3 separate regions of the Mus musculus genome follow, and regions 1 and 3 are each linked to region 2. Evidence: chromatin loops called from intact Hi-C (ENCODE). Cell type or tissue: heart. All regions are shown on one strand. Links, peaks and the distances in the headings refer to the core of each region. The heading gives the core; the rest is flanking DNA.

Region 1 (8,220 bases), core at 2,010-6,009, 280 kb before region 2:
GCGGAACGGTTTGCCAATCCCGAGGCATCCTACAAAGGCACAGTCACGTGGAAGGATGTTCTGAGTGGACGATGGCATGGGCCCGACCCTATGTTGGTCTGGGTGAGAGGGTCTGTTTGTGTGTTTACACAGGATCATCGCCAGCTGCTGTGGGTTCCAGAGCGATTGACGAGGATAGTTCAAGATGGACGGGGGTGCCCTGATGAAGCTGCTCCTGGGGGTGATGATGCTGCCTGCAGTGATGACTGAAGATCTGCGATGGGCCCCCTTTTGTAGGGGTATTCGAGATTCGCTGCCCCCATGGACCAGCTGCCAGTCTAGGAAAGCTGCGTGGGCCATGAAAAAATATTTTACCTTTTCTCCTTATATTAGTACCAGTCATAATCAAACGTTTTCAGGGTTTAATTGGACGTATCAAAATCCAGCCCAGAGAGGGGCAAACAATCCCTTTAATGTTTGGCTGTTGTGTGGGATAAATTGGGAGTTGTACAGATCTTTCTTCTTTGAGTATGTTGATGGGTGAGGCGTGGGGAAATACTAGCTTTTATTGGAATGGATCTGTATTATTTGAGTCTTCTGTTATTTAATTTGCTTATGGGAAGAATGTATTCTTTAAGGCCATGCCTGTATGCATTTGGCCTCCTTTTGTATTTTTAGTTTATAATGGTAGTTATTTTGATGATGTTGTAGAGTGTAAGGAGGATAGTTGTTTTTATAGTATGTGTTGGTTGGAATGCTTCTATGTTTTCTTTAGCTATTGTGACCAGAATGCCTAGATTTGTACTATGGCCCGTGCAGACCCCTTCAGTTATGAACTTGTTTAGATCCAAGAGAGGTTTTAGAATAGTTCATATCAATTCCACTCGGGTGGAGGTATCCATGGCTGAAGGACTTGCAAATTGGATTGCCACCGCTATGTCATACCTAAAGGAATGGGTCGGTATTGGTGGATTGGCACTGTGCTGCGTGCTCATCAGTGTCCTGGCCTTTTGGTGTATCTGCCGCATGCAACTTCACCATCGCAGGGATCAAGCTTTGTTGATACAAGCCTTTGCAGCTGTGGAGATGGGACAGTCTCCTCAAGTGTGGCTTGGCATGCTAGGGAAGTAGTCAATGTTGGGTAAGACTCCCTGGATGTGTTACCAACCTAAGACAGGGATCAGACCACTGTTGTCTGTCTCCTGATGACGGGTAAGGAGCATTGTTGCGGGGGGGGGGGGCAACCTAAGACAGGCATTCTCTCTGCCAATTTAAAGAATAAGGGGGAGATGTGAGGAGTGGGTGTGGCCGCAGCCCCAAGATAGCGCCCGGGACTGCTGCTAAGTCTTATGACTGGCACCTGACTTCCTCATATCCCTCAAGATAGCCATGTACCTTGAGCTGCATTGCGCAGATGCACCACGACGTAAGGTCGGATGATGTGACGAATGTAGTCCTGAGCCAATGAACTGTGCCTACGTGGACTGGGCTGAGGGGGAGTGGACTGGAGGGGAAAAAGGGGGATGGCCGAGAGAGGTCGGGGCATTCATTTTCCTGCACATTGTGAAGTTCCTGAATAAACTGCCTTGAGAAGGACGTCAGTTTCATCGCTTCTTTTCTGCTGGTCGGAGACAGTAGGGACACATGACTACATCCTGTCCCTCTTACATTCAGAGATGCGACAGTGTGGGCTCTGGAGGAGAGGGTGTTTCTGTGGCTTCAAGTCTGTGTGTGGATACTACCCAGGCTGGGAAAGCAGCAAGCATCAGGACAGGGTCTGGAGGCTGTTCAGCTTTGAGCCTTCTGAAGTTGATGAAACCCCAGAGACAGAGAAACCCCCTGCAGTAGCTTACCTCAGTCTCTGAGAAGGGCAACTTCTCTTAAGCAGTCTTTAGCTCCCAGGGAGCTGCATGGCTACAAATGAGATTTTAGGACAGGAGCCCCAGCTCTGGCCAGCCCCAGTGAGTTAGGCTTAGCCGCCATCTTGAAATGAGAGATGTAATAATGGAAAAAGCAGACAGGATCAGGGCCTTATCCATATGAGCAGCCAGGAAGAATAGACAAAGGGATCCTGTGCCTCGAGTCTGCCTTGGTGTTTTTTAGTCAAAGCTGACATCTCGATGATCCCTGTTGTACTTTTGGCTCTGCAAAGGGGTCAGAAGAAGTCCTTACTTCTTGGGGACACCTCAGTTCTCAGGATGTGGTTGCTCCTGCTGCACACTGCTGCCCCACCCTTGAGGTTAATTGCCCTCACATGGGGAGTGGGCTGTCCTGGAAGGCTCTGCCCTTCATCTAGCGTCTCTAACAGGATTGTGGTCATTGAGTCGGCTAGCTTTATCTTTGTGCCTTCAGGTTGGAAGGAGTTGAGCTGGGTTAGCTATCCCTGTTTTCTAGGGTGATTAACAGGTGTACCTGCCCTCGAGCACACGAAGCAAAGGTGAGAAGGCAGGTGCACAATGAAGGCAGAGGTGCTGGCCTTTCCTTTCTAAAAGCAAGTGAGGAGGCCGATCTTCAGACAAAAGCAGCTTCCGGGCCCTTGTTTGATACAGCCAGCCCCAAGGGGAAGGGGAGGATTCAGCCTTATGAAGTGCTTTCCTACAGAGGGAAAATTCTCTAAGACAAAGATCAGAAAGAAACTGAATGGCGGTCTGCTCCACTCCTCAGGGTGGACAAACAGTGGCTGAGGGCAGAGACAAAGGGACCAAGAAGAGCACCGAAAGCCATTTACAGTGTATACAGCAGATTAGGGAACTAAATAGGAGACAGTGTTAGTAGGAAATAAACTGAATAGCAGAAGCTCACACACTCCCCCCTCTCAGGGAAGGAACATACCAAAATGTGATTCCTTCTGAGAAAGAAAGACAGATTTGTCTTTGTTGACTCCTGCACACACACACACACACACACACACACACACACACACACACACACACACATGTTCCTGTTTTTCTCCAGGAGATGATAAAGAATCAAGATGATGTGCTGACCTGCAGAGCAGAGGGCTCCATTCTAAACTTAGCCGCGTCCTCTGACTCCTTATGTGATCTTGGAAATTTGCTTTATATTTGCACCATCCAACTTTCCGTCTGTAACATGGAAATAGTGAAGTTTCCAGACTCACGTGGCCAGTGAAAGAGCCCGGTGGCTGTCTGTGCCTTGAGTGAGGCTGGCATAAGCTGTTAGAGACTGGTCCAGTTAGCTGTGCCCTTCTAACACCATGGCTAGGCGCTCACTCGGTCAGTTAGAAGCAGAAGGTTGCAAACAGCCCCAACCTGGATTAAGAGCAGGATTTAGTGTTGTGTGTCTGTAGTATCAGCTACTTGGTAAGCAGAGGCAGGAGGGTCATTTGAGTCCGGGGGTTTAGAAACAGTGTAGGGAACGCGAATATAGTTGAGATTATACCTCAAAAAAAAAAAAAATCAGCAAAATAAGAGGCTGGCAAGGCTCAGTGGATGAAGGCACCTACTGCCAAGACTGATGACTGGAGGATCCACAGGGTAGGAGAAACGTTCTCTCCAGTTGTCCTCTGAGCTCTACAGGCACACCACACGAACACACCCAAGTCAATAAGTGCAACGAAACTTTTAAATAAACAAAACAGCCTTCCCAGACCACAAAACTGAACAAACAAACTGCCACGCACCTGAGAGACAGGAGACTATGGTGAGTTCAAGGTCAGTTTGAGTCAAGTTAAACCCTGTAACAAAGAGACAAACAAACAAACAAACACATGAAATAAAGAAAACTCAAATTGAGACTAAGAATATTCTGCTGTCAGCATGATTTTCTGACCCTGATGTGTTGTAGATAGACCTTTCAAATCCACACCAAAAAAAAAAAAAAAAAAAAAATCAGAAACCAAGACCATCACAGGCAGCCTGGCTCTTATCAGGCAGAGATTTTGACCTTGGCTATTTTGAAAGATAGTGTTTTTGTTGTTGGTGGTTTTGTTGTTGTTGTTTTGCATCTTGCCCTGCCCCACCTCATCAGAACACTGTAGAAGGTGTCTCTGGATGGAGGGGAGAGCCAGAGGAGAGATGGGGTGAGTGGCTGTGAAGGTCTCACTGTAAATACAATAAAACTACTGTGTCTCACAACTGCAGTTACCTACAGAGGGCCTGCATAAGACCCACCATGCCAAAGAGGCCTCATGAAAGAAGGGACTCACGGGCTCCACCCTTTACTGCTGAGCTACTGGAGAGGAAGAACCACCATATTTAGTTGTGAACCAACTGCCGAGCCCACCAGGCTCCCACAGGTAGCTCCAAACCCAGAATGGCACAGCCTTGGTTTGTGACTCAGCGGGTCACAAAACGAACACAGGAGCACGAGAAAGGTATTTTTAAGGAAGAGGGGGATGTGCAAAGAAGGCAATAGAGAGATGGGATAGCATAGGGGGCGACAATGTCATTGCGCATTACCTATTGTGTGTCAAATTGTCCAAGAACAAATTTATTTAATTAAAAAAAAAGTAGAGCCTCTTAACAAGCAAAATCTACCAGCAGGGGGCACTAGTGGCATACTCCAAAGTAGGGGGGGGGGCGCATTTTCTCCCTTTACTGGTTGCTCATAAGCTTTCTTGTTTGAGTAGCCCAGGCTGGTCTGAAACTCTATGTAGCCCAGGCTAGCTTTGAACCATGGTGATGCTCCTGCCTTGGCCCACTGAGTGCTAGGATTGCTTGCATGAGCCACTACATCCGGCTTGTCCATCTGTTCTTAAATGCTATACATTTTTTTTTTCCCAACAAAAAACTTTGGTTTAGGGCTAGTGAGATGACCCGGGTGTTCAGCACTCTTCCAGAGGACCTCAGCATGGTTCCCAGAACCCACATCAGGGGTCTCACAACTGCCTGTTCCACAGGGAGTCTGCTGTCTTTGGGTGTGTGGGCACCCCACTCACATGAGCGCGTGCGCACACACACACACAGAGTTAAAAACAGTAGAAATGAACCTTAAAAATGAATTTGGCTAGGCAATCATGCTCCCCACTGACCCCCCAACCCCCTGAGAGGTGTCACATGTTTAAGGTTGTCATATGCGGATGGAAGTGGAAAACCTCTTTGTTTGAGCCCACCTCCACAAAGTCACCTAAGTGCACCACGGGTGTTCAAAGCACAGTCAGTTACAGAATAGAAGCTACCCCGTGGCCCTGCGGACACACAGGAGCTGTGGTTGCCCCGGTGTTAGAAGCTTTGTCTTCTTAAGAGGTGCTGGGAAGTTTGGGAGGCGAGGCCTAGCAGGAGGACTTCTGGTCACTGGCTGAGTGACTTCAAAGGAAGTGGTGAGACCTTGGCTCTTTTCTATTGCACACTGCAAGTTTGCTCTACCACATGTTCCACCACGTGGCACTGTCTCACCTCAGACCCCAGTGCTAACCACCCAGGGACTGGAACTTTGTTTTTTTTTTTTTTGTTTGTTTGTTTTTTGAGCCAGGGTTTCTCTGTGTAGCCCTGGCTGTCCTGGAACTCACTTTGTAGACCAAGCTGGCCTCGAACTCAGAAATCCGCCTACCTCTGCCTCCCAAGTGCTGGGATTAAAGGTGTGCGCCACCATCGCCCGGTTGGACTGGAACTTTTAAATCCACAAGTCTCAGGTGTTTTTAAACCACGTTTTATTTATTTATTATCATTTATTTTTTTAAAGATTTATTTATTTATTTTATGTATATGAGCACACTGTAGCTGTACAGATGGTCGTGAGCCTTCATGTGGTTGTTAAAATTGAATTTAGTATCTCTGCTCACTTGGGTCAACCCTGCTTGCTCGGGCCCAAAGATTTATTTATTATTATACATAAGTACACTGTAGCTGTCTTCAGATGCACCAGAAGAGGACATCAGATCTCATTATGGATGGTTGTGAGCCACCATGTAGTTGCTGGGATTTGAACTTAGGACCTATGGAAGAGCAGTCAGTGCTCTTACTCATTGAACCATCCCTCCAGCCCCTATTATCATTTACTTTTAGTGTGTGTGTGTGTGGGGGGGGCAGGGTATAAGCAGGCCATGTGATCACATTTGCAAGTGCAGGTGCATGTGTGATATATGTAGTATATGCAGTTCAGAGGAGCACCTTGGGCAGCAGCCCTTGTTTTCCACCCTGTCTGTGACAGAGGTCTCTTTTCCGTGGTTGTGCACACCAGGTAGGCCGGCTCAGGGCCTTTTGTGAATTCTCCCGGCTCTGCCTCCAATCTCTAGGCATGGGTTCTGGGAATCCTAACACAGGTCCTTACATTTGGACAGAAAGCGCTCTCCCCACTGAGCCATCTCTCTGGTCCCTTTCTGCAGGGACAGGAAGTAGATGGATACAGTGGGAAGCTTAGCCCAGATGGCCCAGAGTTTGGGTGACTCTTGCAAGTCGGCTGCTGTGCAGGTGATTGTCTCTGAGTCCGTGGAGGTTGAACTGAAGGGGAAGGTGAAGGCAGGAAGGGCGGCACACACCTGGAATCTCATCACTCCAGAGGGCAAAGGGGCATGATGACTCCAGGCCGGCCTGGATACATGAGGGGAAAAGAGCATGATATGTGTTGCCAAAGGGTGGAACTAGGAAGAAGGGGACAGAAAGTCCACTCTCACATGAAATATAGTGGAATATCTCAGTTCTAACAATGAAGGGAACATCATATATCAATGAAGAAGAAACAAAAGAAGCCTAGGTTAGAGAGCTGGAAGTGGGGAGAGTATAGGGCAGTCCCCAAGGGCTGTGTCTTCATTTCCTTTTCGAAATATGACTGACAGGGGAATGCTACCAAGCCGGTAAGTGCACGTGGCACAAGCCACAGTGTGGAGGCAACCACAACCCACACGATTTGGACCTTGAGATAAGACAGACTGACAAATAGCATAACAGGGGTTCTGAGGAGAGTTCATGGCCCCAGCCCCAGCTCCCTGGGGGCACTGAAAAGAAGAATCAGAGTCCTTGGGTCACAAGTGTGGCTGGTTTCTCACTATAGCCTTCTGTGGATGGAGAAGCTTCATATTGCAAGCCAGCAGCCAGGTTCTGAGAAAGAGTGGGAGCAGGATGTGTGACCAACAATACAGAACACTAGCGTGAACTCACATCTCCAGATGAGAAACTCCAGCACCCAGAAGTCAGAGCTAGAAACTCTGTGGGAGGGCAGGGCAGCATCCAGTCTAGAGTCTCCAGTCACAACCTAAAGAAACTGGAGAGAAAGGATAGAGGGGGAGAGAGATCTCCGAATCTAATTTCTTTCTTCTTCTTTCATCTTTGAGCACGCCTACTAACAAACCATAACCAACGCCCCCCCCCAATGACCAACAAACACCAGCCCACCTTTCACGATCCTAGCCTTTATATACCCTCTGCAAAGTTCCCAGTACAAACATCACACAATCACAGAAACTATCTGCAGCTGGCAAAAACCTGCCTCTGCTAGAGCACAAGGCAAATTGTAGTCAGCTGCTTCGAAGTAGCCCCATATCCTCACAAACTATTTAGTATCATTTCCTTATCTAATAATTTATTCTCTGATTCTGCTCTCTCTCTCTCTGAAGGTCTTGGTGTGTAGCACAGGCTGGTCTCGAATTTATGATCCTCCTGCTTCACAAGTGCTGAGACTGTGAGCCACCAAGGCTAGTTCCAAGGTTTGATCTTGTAACGTCCTACACACAGCATGGCAGAGCAGAAGGGCCAAGCACCAGGACAGCTGCCCTGTAGGCTGCCTCGCTGGCTGCCACCTGGGTGAGTTTCTGGAAGCAGATTGGCTTGTCTGTCCCTGGTCCTGTGTTTTCCCACCTTGTGTGCATGGACTCTCTCTCTGTCTGTCTCTGTCTCTGTCTCTGTCTCTGTCTCTGTCTCTGTCTCTGTCTCTGTCTCTGTCTCTGACTCTGTCTCTGTCTCTGTCTCTGTCTCTCTCTCTCTCTCTCTCTCTCTCACTTTGTAGATGGGATCTGCTTCTCAGTCAAGGGAACTGATTTTATTACTCGAGTTTTGTTTGTTTCTCTGGCCGACCTGGAATTTTCTATATAAAACAGGCTGTTTTCAGATTTACAGAAGCCTGCCTGTTTCTGCTTCCCCAGTGCTGGGATTAAAGGCACAGCCCACCATGCCCAGCTATTGCTGGAGTTTGTAGGATAAAAGCCAACAAGCGAGGTTCAGCCACTGGTCCCCTGTATGACAAGAGGAGAACGGTCGTAAACCTAGGCGATGACCGACCTTCAGGTTTAAATGGAGTGTGAGAGGAACAACATGGGGTGGTCCTGTCCACCACTGGGCTGTCTCT
Region 2 (8,220 bases), core at 2,023-6,022:
TGGTGAGAGGATGCAATTTATCCCCGATTATGCCTTACGGAACCCCATCCAGGAAGCAGTTTGGAGCTGATGATCTGCACTTCACTGAATCCAGTCGCCCTTAGAAACACCGTCCTCCCCGTAGGCTTTCTGCTTGGACTGATGCATGTGGGAAGAAGGAAATGAGTTTATCTTGCTAAATTGTTCTTGCAGCTTCTTGAATGACCCCAAGCCTGCAGGCCTTCTCAAAAGATGTCGTAGTTTGACTCCGGGTCAAGGCCAAACTGTATCTTCTGTTCTTGTTTTGATATTACAGGCAATTAAAAATTGCTTTCACCAAAAAGCATCAGCTCATCACTTGAGCACAAAGCAACCAAAAGCAGAAAGCAAGCCTGGGGTCACGGCCTTCATTTTGAGTTCTTTCCTTTACCTCGGGTCGGATTTCTGCTTGGCTCTACACCTGCGTTACAAAATTACAAAGGTTACAAAAATGTTACAGAGTTACAAAGGTGTGTCTGCCTACCTCCACTGTCTCCGCTGCCTTCCAAGCTAAAGGCACAAAGGGAAGTAATTGTTCTAAACCTGTGTCTCCTTGGGTCCCAGGAACAACAAAACCTAGGGAGGCAGACACCCCACCTCCAAGATGAAGATAGTTATCCACTGGGGTGAGGCTGCAGCCTGGAGCAAGAGTCATCTCAAAGGAACAGGCTTGCTTTCCTCAAGTGACAGAGATTGCAGCTCCTTCAGAACTACCTTGTAGGACAAAGGCTGAGATAAATAAATAACCAAACCACACATCGACCAAGACTACTTAATTATGCTTTTTTTTTTTTTGTAGCCCTGGCTGTCCTGGAACTCACTCTGAGAACCAAGCTGGCCTCAAACTCAGAAATTCGCCTGCCTTTGCCTCCCGAGTGCTGAGATTAAAGGCGTACGCCACCACGCTTGGCTTAATTTTTAATGTGTATGACTATTTTCCTGCATGTATGTATGTGTACACATACGTACTTGGTGCCCATAGAGTCTAGAAGATGTCATCGAATTCTTGGAATTGGAGTTACAGAGAGTTCTGAGCTACGATGTGGGTGCTAGAATTGAACCCAAGTCCTCGGGAAGTGCGGCAAGTACTTTTAACCACTGCGCCGGCTCTCCAGCCCCTAATTATGTATAAACTTTAACCCTATTTCAATTTCTCCTCTGTTTAAGCCTAAATTTCATGTTCATACTTGGGAGGCAAATGTGGGGTGACTGACCCATTTATCTGCGTCTCTTCCCACGGTATGGATTAAGTTTTTCTCTGCTTTACACTGTTGCTTGTCTCTTTAGTTGGTGTTGAGATGAGTGACTAGGCTAAGCCAGTTGCAGCTGCCAAAATGTGCTTTTGCCCCTAAACTCCAGTTGCACCAGAAGCACTTCAGGTAGCATTTATAAACGGTGTAACTAGCTTTAGACACGATCAAAACATCTTCTTCCTAAAACCTCCAGGGAAGCACTTAGTGAACACAGAAGCTCAGAATCACCAGGTTCTAGATGCTTCCGCCGTGTATTATTATGAAGACAAAATATTTATTCTTCACTGTATAAATTTATTCCCAGTCCCTTTTAAGGAGGGATTCTCTAAGAATTTATCCCCAAGTCTGGAAGTAGCAGCATAAGCCTTTAATCCCAGCACTTGGGAGGCAGAGAGAGGTGGATCTCTGTGAGTTTGAGTCCAGCCTGGTCTATGAGTTCCAGGACAGCCAAGACTACATGGAGAAACCTTGTCTCAGAAAAACCAACCAACCAACCAAAAGCAAGAAAATGTCCCCTATATCTCTGTCTTCCCTTGCATTAATTTTTAATGAATCTTTTCAATATATATGTATTCTGGTCTGGAAAATACTTCTACTCTCAAGCCTTTACTCACCCCATTGCTCCTGCCACACCTTGATGCCCCATAGAGAACTCTCTCCTTGACTCCCTTGGCCTCTTTATCCTGGAGATTGGTTGTTGATCCAGCCATGGGCATGAAGGCTTCATGTTAGGGTTGTGCTCCAGTGAGACCAAAACCTATGAGCTAAGGTGTGCCTTGCTGGAGGCCTTACTGAAGGCTCATTTGCAACTGAAAGACACTGGCTGAGGCTAGTCTGTGGCAGATTCAGAGGAGGAGAACGGCCATAGGTCCACAGGAGTCACCTCACCATCCTAGGAGCACCCCCACATGGGATATGACTGACAGTAGTGCCTTGTTCAGGTTGGATCCATGCATGTTGTAAGGATGTCTTCTGTCTTCGCTCTCAACCACCTTGCTGGTCCCAGTATTGGCTGCCACCCTGGAGCAGGTCAGATTGGCGCATGCACCTAGCTGTATTTAATGACTGAGTGATTCCTAGCTAGTTTGGGTTTGAGAAGTTTCTCCTTTAAGTTTAAGTCTACCCCAGCTGACAAAGATTTTGGCTGTGCAGTAAAACAATGAATGGTCAGGGTAACCTGGCCTTCCTGACTCCCACGGTCTCCATGTGTAGACTTGCACATGATTTCAATCTGGCCTGTCTAACACAAAGGGGAAAGGGATGCTCAGCTTAGAGCACACCTCAGTTGTGTCAGTATGGTGAGACTTACTGACTGGCCCTGTCAATCAGCGAGGTCACCTGCTTTCAGAAGCACCTAAATGATGGAATTCTGACCTCTATGACTGGTCCTGGCACATAATCTCAAAAACTGGTCTAAATTTGATCCCTAGACTTACAAAGCGCGTGCACACACACACACACACACACAGAGCGACCATTTTGTTTTACTTCCTAATAGATCAAGAATTCTGGCAACCTCAGACACATTGAGCTGTGATCATCCTGTAATTAAACCTTTATGTGGGTAACTTAGGAAGGACTCTGGGTTGCCTTCGTAGTCTATATACTTCATGGCTCCTCCTACCCCCCCCCCCCCAGCTTTCCACTGTGATTGGACACCATATGCGGCTCATATGACACCCTTGGTGACCTTTCCTTTCTGTGCACCCAGCCTTTACTCAAACACTGGCTTCTCTGCCTCCAGGTAGCTCTGCTCTCGCCTCCCTCTTGGCTTCTCCTGCCCCAGCCCCTTACTGCTCTCTACATGCAGGGTTCTCTCTCGGAGCTGCATTATCCCCACATACTCACTCAGGAACTTCACATAGGGAACCTGGAATAATGACTATGCCCTCTCCCGCAGAGAACACCCTTTGCCTCCATGGGTGGCTAATGGGTGGCACCACCAAATGCATGTCCCTTTCCCATGTCTGACCTGTCTCAAGTACAACCCAGAGGAGGGTTGTTTATTCAGTATTTTCCACCACCTTCATTAAGGACCCGTTGAGGCTTTTGACCTAACATGGAAAAGTAGATATATAATCCTAACTGCCTGCTGCACACGTGACAGGTCTCAATCTGGTCTTTAGCACACAGCTGGGCTGATAAAGTTAATATTCATAAGTTAGCCGCCAGGCCGGGCTCCATTGGGATGCTAATACAGAGCCTGTATGATCATAGCAGGAGACAATGAGGTGAGGTTCCATCAAGACCGTTCAAGGGAACGAAAGAAGGCTGCAGACAAATCCACTAACTATGACTGGTGATGGGCGATAACACGGAGTCTCTGAGAACCCTGCCTTCTTGGATAGCTAAAAGCCTGAGCAAGTATCCAAAGGAGACCCTGGGCGTCGGGAAGGCCAAGCCATTTTGACTGTATTACAGACTGCCCTTCCTGGCACTGACACTAAGCAAAAGCTTTGAGACTAGACCGAAGTCTCCAGAATCCCTTGCCAACTTTACTGCACAAACTCTTCATGGTCTTCAGAAAATGAGAGACAAAAGTGTCCAGTTGGAAAAAAGCTGAAAAACCGAAGCAAGGATTGTAGGTCGGCACACTGGTATTAACAACCGACCAGTCCCTGACTGGCCCAGGCAATCCTCTAGCGCCACCTAGTGGCACTCTGGTTCAGTCCCGATGTAGAAGAGAGTTCCACGGAAGCTGTCTGCACGCAGTGAAGGAAAACGAGGAACGTGGCCCAGTACGAAATCCCAAAGTTTCTCGCAAGATTATGAGATTGGCTTTTTGTTTGTTTGGGTAGTTTTGAAAGGGGGATATCGTGGCACAACTGCATGTTCTCACGTGTGAACACTGTAGATAGCAATTTCTTGTAATGTCAAAGGTTAGACATGATTAGAGGAAACAAACCCAGCCCCCGGTAGAAGGGCTTTGCTGCCATTGTGACCCAGGGCATGTCAGCCATGTGTGCTCGAAACTACCCTGGAGCAAATTTCCAGTCAGCAAAATGGGTTCCCAGAAGGGAGAAAATGTCCTTCTCTTGTTCCTGTGGGAAGGCCAACTTTTGGCTCAACACCTCATTGTTAGAATAGACCTTGAACAAAGTCTGCCAGACCATGCCCAAGTCCTTATGCTGAAACTCCGGCTACTCCCCGCTGTGAATGTGAAGCCTGGATTGCACTGGAGGCCCCAAGATGTTGGAGGTGCCAAAGCTGAAGGCTGCTAAGAAAAACTGCATATACGAAGTAGAAGTATGTTCTAGACAGTACAGTTGGGTGGAGAGAGCCGTCTAAGCCCTTCTACACTGAGTGTGGGGCCATAGGATTTGGTGTTTGCCCTGCTGGCATCTGGTCTTGCTCTAGTCCAGTATTCCCTCACTGTGGCCCCATTTCTCCCTCTTAGAATGGCATTCTAAGTTGGAAGTATGTAATTTGCTTTCTGATTTTGCAGAGGGTTACAAATAATTTAGAGACTGCCTGGCATCTCAGAATAAGCTTTGGACTTTTAAACAGTGTTAAGACTGTGAAAGACTGTAAAGTTTAGATAAATAAATTTTGTATTACAATATGTTCATGACCCCATGAGAGCCAAAGAATGGAATGTGATGGTTTGAGTAAGAATGCTCCCCACAGCTTTTTGGATGGGAATAGCGCGAGGACAGATGTAATTACTAGTGTCTCCCGGTTTCAATGGTCGATCCGTCAGGATTCGCCACAGGAGGATTTAGATTTAATAAGGCTTACAGACTAGGATTTTAGTTGCTGCACAGCGATTGAGTTACCATTGTTTTGGGGGGGGTGGAGGGTAGGAGAATGTTCCCCCCTACACAGGCTTTTGCATTTGAATATTTCCTTTGTAGTTGGTGACACCGTTAGGAAATGTGGCCTCTTGGGGGACATACGCCACTGGAGCTGTACTTTGCTAGTTGCTCTCTGCTTTGTGTCAAGCTGTGAGGTCACAGCTTGCTGTTCCAGCCACTGTGTCTGCCTGCTGACATGCCTCCACACAGTGATGGGGATGGACAGACGCTTATCCCTCCAGAAGTGTGGGCCCACATTAATCCTTTGAAAAGTTGCTTTGGATGCAGTGTTTTATCACAGCAACAGGAAAGTAACTAAAATAGGGCACGGAGGTCCTTGTATTCAACTTTAAGCTCAGCCCTTGGGAAGCAGAGGCGGGGCAGGGGCAGGGGCAGGGGCAGTGGCAGGTGTGGGAAGCCACATGTGCCGTTGCAGAGTGACGCTGGCTACTGCTGGCCACCACGCATAAGTTTGGGCAAACAACCAATGTGTACATATGCAGTAAAGTTTTTTGCCAAGATACTGCCTGGCCCGGGCATGATAATGAGGTTCTGTGAGGTACTGAGAGAATAACCAATCAGATGTGAGACATGCAAATGAGGTATGTTAATGAGGTTCTGTGAGGTACCGAGAGAGAATAACCAATCAGATGAGGAACATGCAAATAAGGTAGAATGCATAACCAATCCGGGTGTAAGACACGCCTCTGCAATCAAGCTCTCCCAATAAACATGTGCAGAAGGCTCCTGTTGCAGCATTGAGTCAGACGCAAGAGGCAGAGGCAGGGGCAGGGGCAGGGGCAGGGGCAGGGGCAGGAACAGGGGCAGAGCAGAGGCAGGTGGATCTCTGAGAGTTCAAACCCAGCCTGGATTACTTAGTAAGTTCCAGTTTAACCAGAAGTACACAGTGAGACACTGTCTGAGAGAGAGATGGGGGTGGGGGGAGGAAGAGGAAGGGGAGGAGGAAAAAGAACAGGAAGAAGGGAAAGAAAGAGGAGAGGAGAGGAGAGGAGAGGAGAGGATTTATTTGGCTAACAGGTTACAGTACAGTATAAAGAAAAGTTTCAAGGCAGGAGCTTAAAACAGAAGCCAGTGGGGAATGCTGCTCACTGGCTTATTTCCAGGCTCACATTCCTCTGCCTTTTTTACACAGCCCAGGCCCACCTGCCCAAGTATGGCACCACCCACAGAGTGCTGGGCCTTCCTAGTCAATTAGCAATTAAAAAAAATGCCTCTCAGATATTGCCATAGGCCAGTGTAGTCTAGTAAGTTTCTCAGTTGAGGTTCCTACTTCCCAGGTGTCTCTTTGTATCTGATTGACAGCTGAAGCCATGACCGTGGGTTACCCAAAACTAAGGATGTATGAAAAATGTCTTATAAAAACCCTCTGGTTAGCAAGCTCATTTCAAAATATAACTTTGAAAAACTTTGACGGGAATTACCCTTTGAGGCAGACAGTGCTACTCCCAGAAGATGTGGTTTATCAACCAAAATCACAGTGCCAGGCATGAGATACTCCTGAGGAGTGACCGGCATGAAGGCTCCAGAAGTCTCTACAACCACACTGGCTATTACCATTGTCCTTAGCTTTCCACCACAACTGTAGGGTGAGGGCTCTTTGCTGAGGATGCAACACACTCTTTGGCTGTGGGACATAAATTAATCTCAAACTAACCAGGAAAGTTCCTCACTGTTGGCAGTGTTTGTGGTGCTGGAAAGGGCAACTATGGTGTCCCAAAGATGTCAGGCCAGTTCCTGGGCAACTCAGGCACCCTCTTCCTTCTTAGAAGCATAATGATAAGAAACGTGGTGGAAGACACATTGGGGAGGTCACATCCCTGGAGCTGGAGCATTCTTTATGCTTGGTCTTGGGGGTCTAAAAGGGATGGGCAAAGAAAATGGGCCAAGAAGCAAGGGAGTTACAACGTAACTGACCAGAGAGGTGGGAAGATGGGTTGCAACACCCAGGATTCAAGCAAAGAAAATCCACCATCCCTGGGCTTTTGGAACAAGTATCAAAGAGCTATTCCCTCTATGCTGTTTGAGCCTGATCTCTCACACCTTCCACTCTCCTCTCTCACCCTTCCCTCCCTCATCCTCTGCCAACCACTCTCTGCCACCTCCTCAGCTAATCCCTGGAACCTCATAGCCCTCAGGTCAGGGCTCACTGTGGGAAAGTGCAGATTTACCCTATTTGTCAGATGCCACCACAGAGGAGTTAAAGAAGCAAGAGCCACCATGTGGGGCTCCCCAGGTTCAAAGCCACAGTGCTTACCTCAGGGCTCATTTGAGAAGAGTCCACATAATAAACAAAACTGACAACAGGTTGGCATTGTCACCTCTGGAAGCATTCTGTACAAAACACTCATGACACTCTAAACCGGAATTGCAGTATCAGTGCACTGACTATAAATGCCTGTCTTGGTCCTTTTGTGTTGCTGCTACGAAATGTATGAGATTTGGGTAATTTATATTCAACAGAAATGTAGTCCTCACAGCTCTTGAGTGTGGACAGACCAAGACCAAGGCAGGTTTGGTTGTCTGGCATGAACTGCTTTCTCTGGTGGAGAGAGACCCTGTGTCTCCACATGACTAAAGAAGACCAGGAGAGTTGGACCTCCACACTTAAGTCCTTCACTAAGGCCATTAAAGCCTGCTGTTAAGGGAGGAGACCTCATGAGCGAATATACTACTCACAGTACCATCTGTGAAAACACTGTCTCACCCACAACCCCTGAACTCAAGCCTCAGACAGTCTGCTAAGCATGGCTGGGGAAGGGTACCTTGCACTCTTTACTGGTTAGGTTTTGTGAGGATTTGCTTATTTTTGTTTTGTTGTTTTACTTTGGTTTTGTTTGTTTGTTTGTTTGTTTTTGGCACAAGCTAGAGACACTAGGGAAGAGAGGAAACCTCAACTGAGAAAATGTCTTCTCACTGCACTGTTTTTTAACAAGCCTGTGTAGCATTTCCTTGATAATGATGGATGAGTGAATGACCTGCCCACTGTGAGTTGTATCACCCTGGGCTGGACCAGCCTACTGTGAGCTGTATCACTCCTGGGATGGGCCAGCCCACTGTGAGTTGTATCACCCCTAGGATGGACCAGCCCACTGTGAGTTGTATCACCCTGGGATGGACCAGCCTACTGTGAGCTG
Region 3 (8,220 bases), core at 2,010-6,009, 90 kb before region 2:
GTGTGCACCTAAGAGAACCTTTCAGGGAATCTGACAGAGTCCTGAAGAGCCCCAACAATCAGGCCAAGTAATGTTGCTCTCAGCCTTGGTCAAAGAAGCCTCTGCTAGCAGGGGCAGCAGTCAGCAGTTCAACTCAGGACTGGCAGAAGTGCCATGACTGGGTGACTGTTGGATGCTCCCCTCCACGGCTCAGTAGACATCAGGGAAATGGGTGGAAAGAATGTAAGAGGCAGAAGATAGGAAGAGAGCTGTGGAATGCTGCCTTCTAGACATGTCATGCTCGTAAACTTGCAGCAGCGGCCTCCTGCACACATTCTGGACCATCAACGTTCAACAACATAATGTAAGGATACACATATGGCCCCACCTGAACCCCAGATGAGCTTCGGGCAGCTGATGGTTGCTGGAGTGGAAGTGGTGTGGTGGGGATGGTATTCTTTAGTGGTGTTGCCTCTGGTAAGTTGCCCTTGCTCAAGTAAATAATCCCCAAGCTCCTGCAGTCAACGTTAATTAAATATAGTCTCTCTCTCATACACACACACACACACACACACACACACACACACACACACACACACACACACACACAAGCATGAAAAAAAAGAAGAGGATATTTTTGTAAGATGAGAAAATGGGGGCAATTTGACCAAAGGACTACATATGTGTGTGTTAACATATGTGTATGGAAATGTTCAAAGGATAATAAGTTTTTAAAGTCTTGGGGAAACCAGGTACACTCAGAAGGCTTGTCATTTGCTAAGTAATTGTTTGATTATGTGACAAGAAAGTTTGCTTTGCTGGCAGAACACTCGCTTTGTTTGCGTTTCCGAATGGCCTGGTTTGCATTCATGACTTCAGGTTTTTGACGTAATCTTTATCTCCCTGTTTAATTCCTGAGATCCCTTTGGACTCTCTTGATATGAAGGAGAGACCATTAATAAGAGACCAGAAAATGGGCCAGCCTCCCTCTGGGAAATCTTCACAAGCAGGCCCAGGGATCCCTGATCATAGCCACAAGCAGGCCCAGGAATCCCTGATCATAGCCTGACTCCACAGAGTTACAGAGTTTCCCAGACCTAGGGAAAGAGAGACTTGTCTGAGTACAAGAGGCACACAGAACGCCAAACACACCGACCACTTCACACCGACTCTTCTGAGGACAAGAGGCACACAGAACACCAAACACACCGACCACTTCACGCCGACTAAGGGAAAGAGTCACCGGGAGTGCACTAACAGTTCTAAACACGTGTATACTGGGCATGGCTATACTCACTTTCATATAGCAGCTATTAAAACAGATTAACCCCAATGTAGTTAGAGTTGCTGACTTCAGCATCACACTCGTCGCAATAAATAGGTCATCACAACAACAACAACAACAAGAAACAGAAAAGTGTTGGAGTTAAATGGCATCAGAGGTTAAAAGGACCTAACTGTCATCTATAGAACATTCCATCCAAAAATACAGGGCTCCCATTCTTTTCAATGAGCCCACTGAGTGCAATGGAATCAAGCCAGAAATATGCAGCAGGAGAAAAGCTGCAGAATGTGCACTGGCCTGTGGACATCAAACCAGAAACTATTAAATGATGAATGGCTTATCCAAAAATTAAAGTTATACATATTTCTAGAATTGAATGAAAACAAAAACACAGCACATTCAAACTTGAGGATTAAAATAATAATAATAACCCTGCAGTCTTATAAGGAAGTTCATACTTACAAAAGCCTATATTTTAAAAACTCAGAGAGAGCTAAAAGAAATAATGTAATGTGCATATGAGTCACATAAATGATGGAAAGACTTTTTAACAAAAATCTACTATCTCTTCATGAGATAAGCCCTTACTAGGGCTTACATAACACACAGCAACACAGCCAGCCTTACAGTAACTGGGAGGAAATTACAAGTGCTTAGACAACAATCAGGAGCGAGACAAGGGTGTCTCTTTTCTCCACCCTTATTCAAGACAATGCTTGAACAGTCTTAGCTAAAGCTTTAAGAGAAACAAACACCAGGGATACAAATGTGAAAGGAGGGCATCTGAGAATCCTTATCCGTAATCCAGAGAGTTGGTGCAATCTCTATCAAGGTACCAATGGCATTATTTACAGAAACTGAAAAAAAAAAAATCCTAAAATCCATGTATAAGCCACAAATTACCTTGGATCGCCTAAGCCGTCCTGAGCTGGAGCAGTGCTGGACAACTGGCTCTGGCGGTGCAGAGAAAGGGGAAGCTGGTGAACTGACCAGCTCAGCTACCACCCAGGCCCAGAGCCAGGGCTCTGAGTTGGCCCATCCCAGAATCTATATCATCTACAAACGGTTGGGACACATGAAAGGGCCAGTCTCGATGATTCAGAGCTGCAGGATCTTCACAACATGGGGCGACAACAGGATAACTGGGAGGTGTCCAGGTGAGGATCCGATATTGATGGTGTCACAGAAGCCAGGGACCTCGAACCAGGCCAATGACTCATTGCAGTGAACATTTGCAAGTGAAGATGTGTGGACAGAGTGGGACACACTATGACACACTGCAGCTTGCATGGGGAGATCTTTTCTATTCTTTGGGGTTGTTTAGGTGTTATTGGGGGGGAGGTTGCAAGAGTGAAGGGCAGATATGAGGGAACTGGGAGCTGAGTGGGACTGGGGTGCATGATGGGAACCTCACAAAGAATCAATAAAAGGTTTTTTTTTTATTAAAGATTTATTTATTTATTAGATGTAAGTACACTGTAGCTGTCTTCAGACACCTCAGAAGAGGGCACCAGATCTCGTTACGGATAGTTGTGAGCCACCATGTGGTTGCTGGAGTTTGAACTCAGGACCTTCAGAAGAGCAGTGAATGCTCTTAACCACTGAGCCATCTCTCCAGCTTCCTCAATAAAAGTTTTTAAAAAAAGGAATGAAAGAAGAAAAGAAAGTTGGCCAATAATTGCATCACAGTAAATGTTATTTAAAACTGAAAATGCTATGAAGGTTGGCTTACCACCTTGACCTCTCATGAGATGATAATTTTCGGCACATGTTCTGGGAGGAGCTACTATTAAAGTTGACCCCTCTCCTGGTGACTACTTCTACTGAATGTCATTTTCATCTTGATCTGGGTGCTTTATGTCTTCCACTGGGTTCCAGTCCGTCGCTTACAATCTGCTAATAGATTTTAGAAAGACCTTTTCTAGGTAAATCCTGTGCTTCTGGTAGCGCCTGCACAATGGGCTTGCACCTTCTGTTCCCTTTCCTTCATTCCTGGGATGTCAAATGCTTGTTTAAACCTGACCCTTAGACTCTCAAAAAAGCATTTATTTTCCTTTCTAACAAGAATGCTCCTTTATATCCACTCTGAGATGCCATCTCATCACAGCACAGTAAGCTGTAACCATGCCCTCCAATTATTCTTTCAGCATAATTTTAAAAATCGACTCTGAGGATCCCCACATGCAAGGCACTGTGACCTCTTAGCTGTGAGAAGGATGTCATATGCCCCTCTAGACTTGTCCACTAGCCTGTCTGTCTCCATAACCTTAACCCCAGATGCCATTTTGATGCACACTCAAGCACCCACTCACCTTTGAGCGTCTCCACACAATCTACACCTCCACCTGGCAATTCTGCTCCCACTTCCTCCCCCTTAACATCTCCATCTCCCTCTCTCACTCCCCTCCTCACATATCCACTTTAGAATTTCATATATGGGACTGAGGAGACAATTCTCCTCAGAGGACTTCCTTCCCTTCATGAGATGGCTAAGGGGGACGTTGGTACCATCTGGTTACAGGTCCCCTCTGTGTCCCAAATACAATCCGATGTGGTCATTTAGCCAGGATCCCTATATTTTCTTTCAGGAATTCAGAAGACACACTGTGACTTTTGGCCTAACATGACAAGATGGTCTGTGTCGTCCCCACCACCTGCTGCACACATAAGCAACCCTGAGACTGATCTTTAGTGTAGACGGGTTAATGGGTTCATACCTGTAATCGAGCTACAGCGGAGCCAAGCTCCTCTGGTTGCCTGATTTGGAACCTCACTGATCATATCAAACCACGGACATAGAAAGTGATGGGGGGGAAGGATCCGCCAAATCCATTTTAAAAGCCACTACTGTAACAGGTTGTGGGGATAACACAGGGAACTCCAGACTCAGACCAGCCTGGATGCACATTTTATAAGACAACCCTCTTCAAACTTTAAACAAAAACTTCAAATATCACGCCAGTGACTCTGAGACCCTCTTCCCACTTTATTAGGCATGGCCTTCAATGTCTATAAGAGACCCTGAGAGCGAGAAGGGTCGGATGGAAGTGGAAAGAGAGAAACAGTGAGCACGGGATGCTTCTGCGGCAACTGTCACGCCCAGTGCATCGCAAGAGGTCCTAGCGCGCCATCTAGTGTCTGTGTGCTGCAGTCTCTCAGAGTGGAGCAGGCCAAATCCAAGGACAACTTCCTCTGACTGTGGTCCACCAAGAATGCCCAAATTCCCATGATAGTCTAACAGATAAGAAGGAAGTTTCAGGGCCATAGAAAGAACAAAGAACAGATCACAGAGGGATACTCACAGCATCTTGTGTGCTTTGCAAGAGAAACACTAGGCCTGTGAGATGGCCCAGAGGGTAAAGGAGCTTGCCGCCAAACCTGACAGCTCGAGTTTGATACCTGGGGCCCACTTGGTGACAAGAGAGAACTAATTCCCACGTCCTCTGACTCGTGTGTTTGTGTGTGTGTGTGTGTGTGTGTGTGTGTGTGTGTTGGCATGGGCACCCACGTGTACCCAAATATACAGTAACAACTTTTAAAACCTTTTTTAAAAAGGGGGCTTCCATGAGATCATGTCTAATCTGCAAAGTAGGAAGGGGGAATCTCTCTCTCCTTGCTTGTGTGGGAAGGCCAGCCTCCATCTAAGGACCCCACACTCTGGTCAAATGTAGCTCAGCAGTACAGCACTTACCTATCATGTATGAGGTTCTAGATTTGATCTACAGAAATGGAAGATGGGGGGAGAAAGAGAGGAGGGGGGAAGGAGAGAGAGGAGGAGGGGGGAAGAAGGGAGGAGGAGGAGAAAGAGAGGAGAATGGGGGAGGAAGAGAGGGAGGAGTGTGGGAAGCCACATGTGCCGTTGCAGAGTGGCACTGACTACTGCTGGCCACCACGCATAAGATTGGACAAACAACCAATGTGTACATATGCAGTAAAGTTTTTTGCAAAGACACTGCCTGGCCCAGGCATGATAATGAGGTTCTGTAAGGTACTGAGAGTATAACCAATCAGATGTGAGACATGCAAATGAGGTATGATAATGAGGTTCTGTAAGGTACTGAGAGTATAACCAATCAGATGTGAGACATGCAAATGAGGTATGATAATGAGGTTCTGTAAGGTACTGAGAGAGAGTAGCCAATCAGATGAGGAACATGCAAATGAGGCTTAGTGCATAACCAATCCGGGTGTGAGACACGCCCCTCCTAGGCCTATAAAAGCAGCACTAGTTCTGGGCTCGAAGTCTTTTCGCCTCTACAATCAAGCTCTCCCAATAAACGTGTGCAGAAGGATCCTGTTGCAGCGTCGTTCTTCCTGGCCAGTCGAGCGCGCGCAAGAGAGGAGGGAGAAGGGGGAGGAGGGGGCAACAGAAGATGAACCATAAGTTGATTGGTGTCTAAGCTGGATGATGCTTACTTAATGATTGACTATATTTTTTTCTATATATATTTTTGAAGTACTGAGACTAGAACTGAGGACCTCACTCATGCCAAGCAAATACTTTGTCTGTAAACCATGTCCTAGGAAGGATGCTTAAAAGGATATTTTATCTGGAAAGAGATTCAAATATATAATTCTTGAGATTTGTTTTATTTGAATTATAATTAGGTATGTGCCTGTCTGTATATATGTACAGGTATGCCTGGAAGAAAGAGGTGTCAGATCCCTTTGGAACTGGAGTCAACTGCTGAGCCATCTCTCCAGGCATAAATATACATTTCACCATGAGAAGATGTTCTCAGCATCAATTTGAAAGGACAACTGTTGTGACAGTTGCTCAAAGGAGCAAAGTATGGAAATGTTTTTGTATTTAAAAAAGGTTTTTTTTTAATTATTGTGTATTTGGGTACACATAGGTGTGCATACCACCACACACATGTGAGAGTCAGAAGACTTGGGAATTGACTCTCTTCAGCCACCAAGTGGGCCCCAGGCATCAAATTCAGGCTGTCGGGTTTGGTGGCGAGGGCCTTTACCCTCTGAGACATCCCGCAGGCCTAGTGTTTCTCTTGTGAAGTACACAGGGTTCTGTGAGTATCCCTCTGTAATCTGTTCTTTGTTCTTTCTATGGCTCGAACACTTCCTTCCTCTCTGTTAGACTATCAACACACTGTTGCCAGTTCTAACAAAATCCACCAAGGACAAGCCAATAGTCTACACATACAGAGACAGTGTTGCAACTCCTGTGCTGCAAGTGAGACACCTTGACAAGAAAACCCAGGTCTCCAACACAGGCAAAGACCTAGGGATCAGTTCAGTGCTGGGCACGTGGGGGACACTACAGCAAACAACCAACAAATAAAACAATAAGCATCGCAGGGAGAGGCAAGGGCTCTGCAAGACCAAGGGTTGCCATGTGTGGGAAATCTTAAATGAAGCGGTGCTTTTTTTTTTTTCTTGGTAGACTTAGTCACACAGGATTTATGGACGGATGAGTTAACATGGCCCTGAGCTGAGAAGTGGACCCAAGTCCCATTTCCTCCGAAATTCAAAGTAAGAGCAAATGTGGGGTGATCTGTTGGAGAACCCCCTTATCTAAAGCTCCATATGAACCTTTTTATGGCTTCTGATAGGTCAGTCATTGAGCTTTCTGTGAAGCCAGGATTTTGAAGATCAGTGTGTTTCTATAGAGATCTGGTTCAAAGCAGTTTTGTCGGTTCACAGTCTCATAAAGCACTGCTGAGTAAGCACAGCCTTTGGGAATGGTTTCCAAGGCAACACTGGTTTTGAAGCTAGCAGGCACTGCATGGCCAGTTGGTCCAGAAGCCCTAAGGCCCTTCCATACATCCTCTTGTATCATGGTCCTTCCGTCTTGAGTGCCACTAGGTTGCCTTGTTTTCCCTTGAGAAAACTCAGTGACATCAAGATGAACTTATTCTCCTCAGACACACTGGAATGATAGGTCATCTGTCAAGAACTACTCAGAAGAGGGTTCTACATGAATCTCATGAACTACTAGCCTCATGAATATGCACAGGTTTCTGTAACAACGATCACCTCTAACAGTTCTGTAAAGCTGCAACAATTGAAAGGTGATGCTCTGAGGAGAATAATTGCCCACAAATAGCATCTCATTGTGATGCTACCCTCCTGCCTTTGACCCCTGTCTTAGTTCAGTGTTCTATTGCTGCAAAGTTCCGTGACTGCAGCAACTCTTATAAAGGAAAACATTTAACCGAGGCTGGCCTACAGTTTAGAGATTTAGTCCATTGTCACCATGGTGGGAAGCAGGGTGACATGCAGGCACACATGGTGCTGGAGAGGTAGCTGAGAGTTCTACATCCAGATTGGCAGGCAGCAGGAAGAGAGAGCCACACTGGTCTAGGCTTGAGCATTTGAAACCTCAAAGCCCATCCCCAGTGACAAACTTTCACCAGCTGGGCCATGACTACACTCCCTATGAGCCTATGGCGGCCATTTTCTTTCAAACTACCACACTCTCCAAGATCAGTGAAGCCTGCATCTAAGGAACCATCGGTCCATTTTGTTCTTTTTCTTTTTCAATGCTGGGGCTCAAACCTAGGGCCTAATAACACCACAATATAACTGCCCCCCGACCCCCTGTCACCATTCTGGCTTTAAAACCTTCCCTTTGTTTCAATTTCCTTGCCCACATCCATCATTTCCCGATCTGCAGTTTCAGACAGAAGGTCTTTGGAGAATGTCCCTGCCTGTTATTCAGGCTGGTGCCCTCTCCGATTGCTCTTGGCTGTAAGTGGTGTTGTAAGAGACACACAGAAGCTCCCCACTCGAACCAACAAGCTAACTATAAACATAACTAAAAAGCCTGGTCCTTTGCCTTCATTCTGAGCCTGCCACCTTTACTTTAGGGCAGGCACTTGCTCGATTTCTATAGGATGTTAAACACTACAGGAGCCTCTCTCTACCTAACCCGTCTCGTTGCCCTCCTAGGCTGAAGGCAGAAATAAGCCATGGTCCTAAGCTTGAAGTCAGCT

Evidence for each region. Peaks named below come from ENCODE experiments on the same cell type or tissue, not always from the same donor. Only the 100,000 strongest peaks of a DNase experiment are listed, where the experiment ranks them.
Region 1: a loop joins it to region 2, with 4 times the contacts of the local background. A loop is called at or near these places in 8 of 42 quality-filtered maps.
Region 3: a loop joins it to region 2, with 2.4 times the contacts of the local background. A loop is called at or near these places in 2 of 42 quality-filtered maps.

The regions. Positions count from the first base shown.
Region 1 is chr11:61,384,483-61,392,702 of GRCm38, reverse strand. Gm42081 (a long non-coding RNA gene) reads left to right here. Exons shown (of 2, transcript XR_879912.1): 2 at 133-1,575. Among named protein-coding and RNA genes, the nearest start is that of Gm42081, 9.2 kb to the left of the region's middle. In heart, for the core only: a CTCF peak has its summit at 4,475 (motif pointing right); no DNase peak of the experiment used is centred there.
Region 2 is chr11:61,100,194-61,108,413 of GRCm38, reverse strand. No RefSeq gene overlaps it. Among named protein-coding and RNA genes, the nearest start is that of Tnfrsf13b, 22 kb to the left of the region's middle. In heart, for the core only: no CTCF peak of the experiment used is centred there; a DNase peak (open chromatin) is centred at 3,913; H3K27me3 peaks cover 1,011 bases.
Region 3 is chr11:61,189,754-61,197,973 of GRCm38, reverse strand. Gm42080 (a long non-coding RNA gene) reads right to left here and starts at 2,275. Exons shown (of 3, transcript XR_879911.2): 1 at 2,168-2,275. In heart, for the core only: a CTCF peak has its summit at 4,393 (motif pointing left); a DNase peak (open chromatin) is centred at 4,363; H3K27me3 peaks cover 911 bases.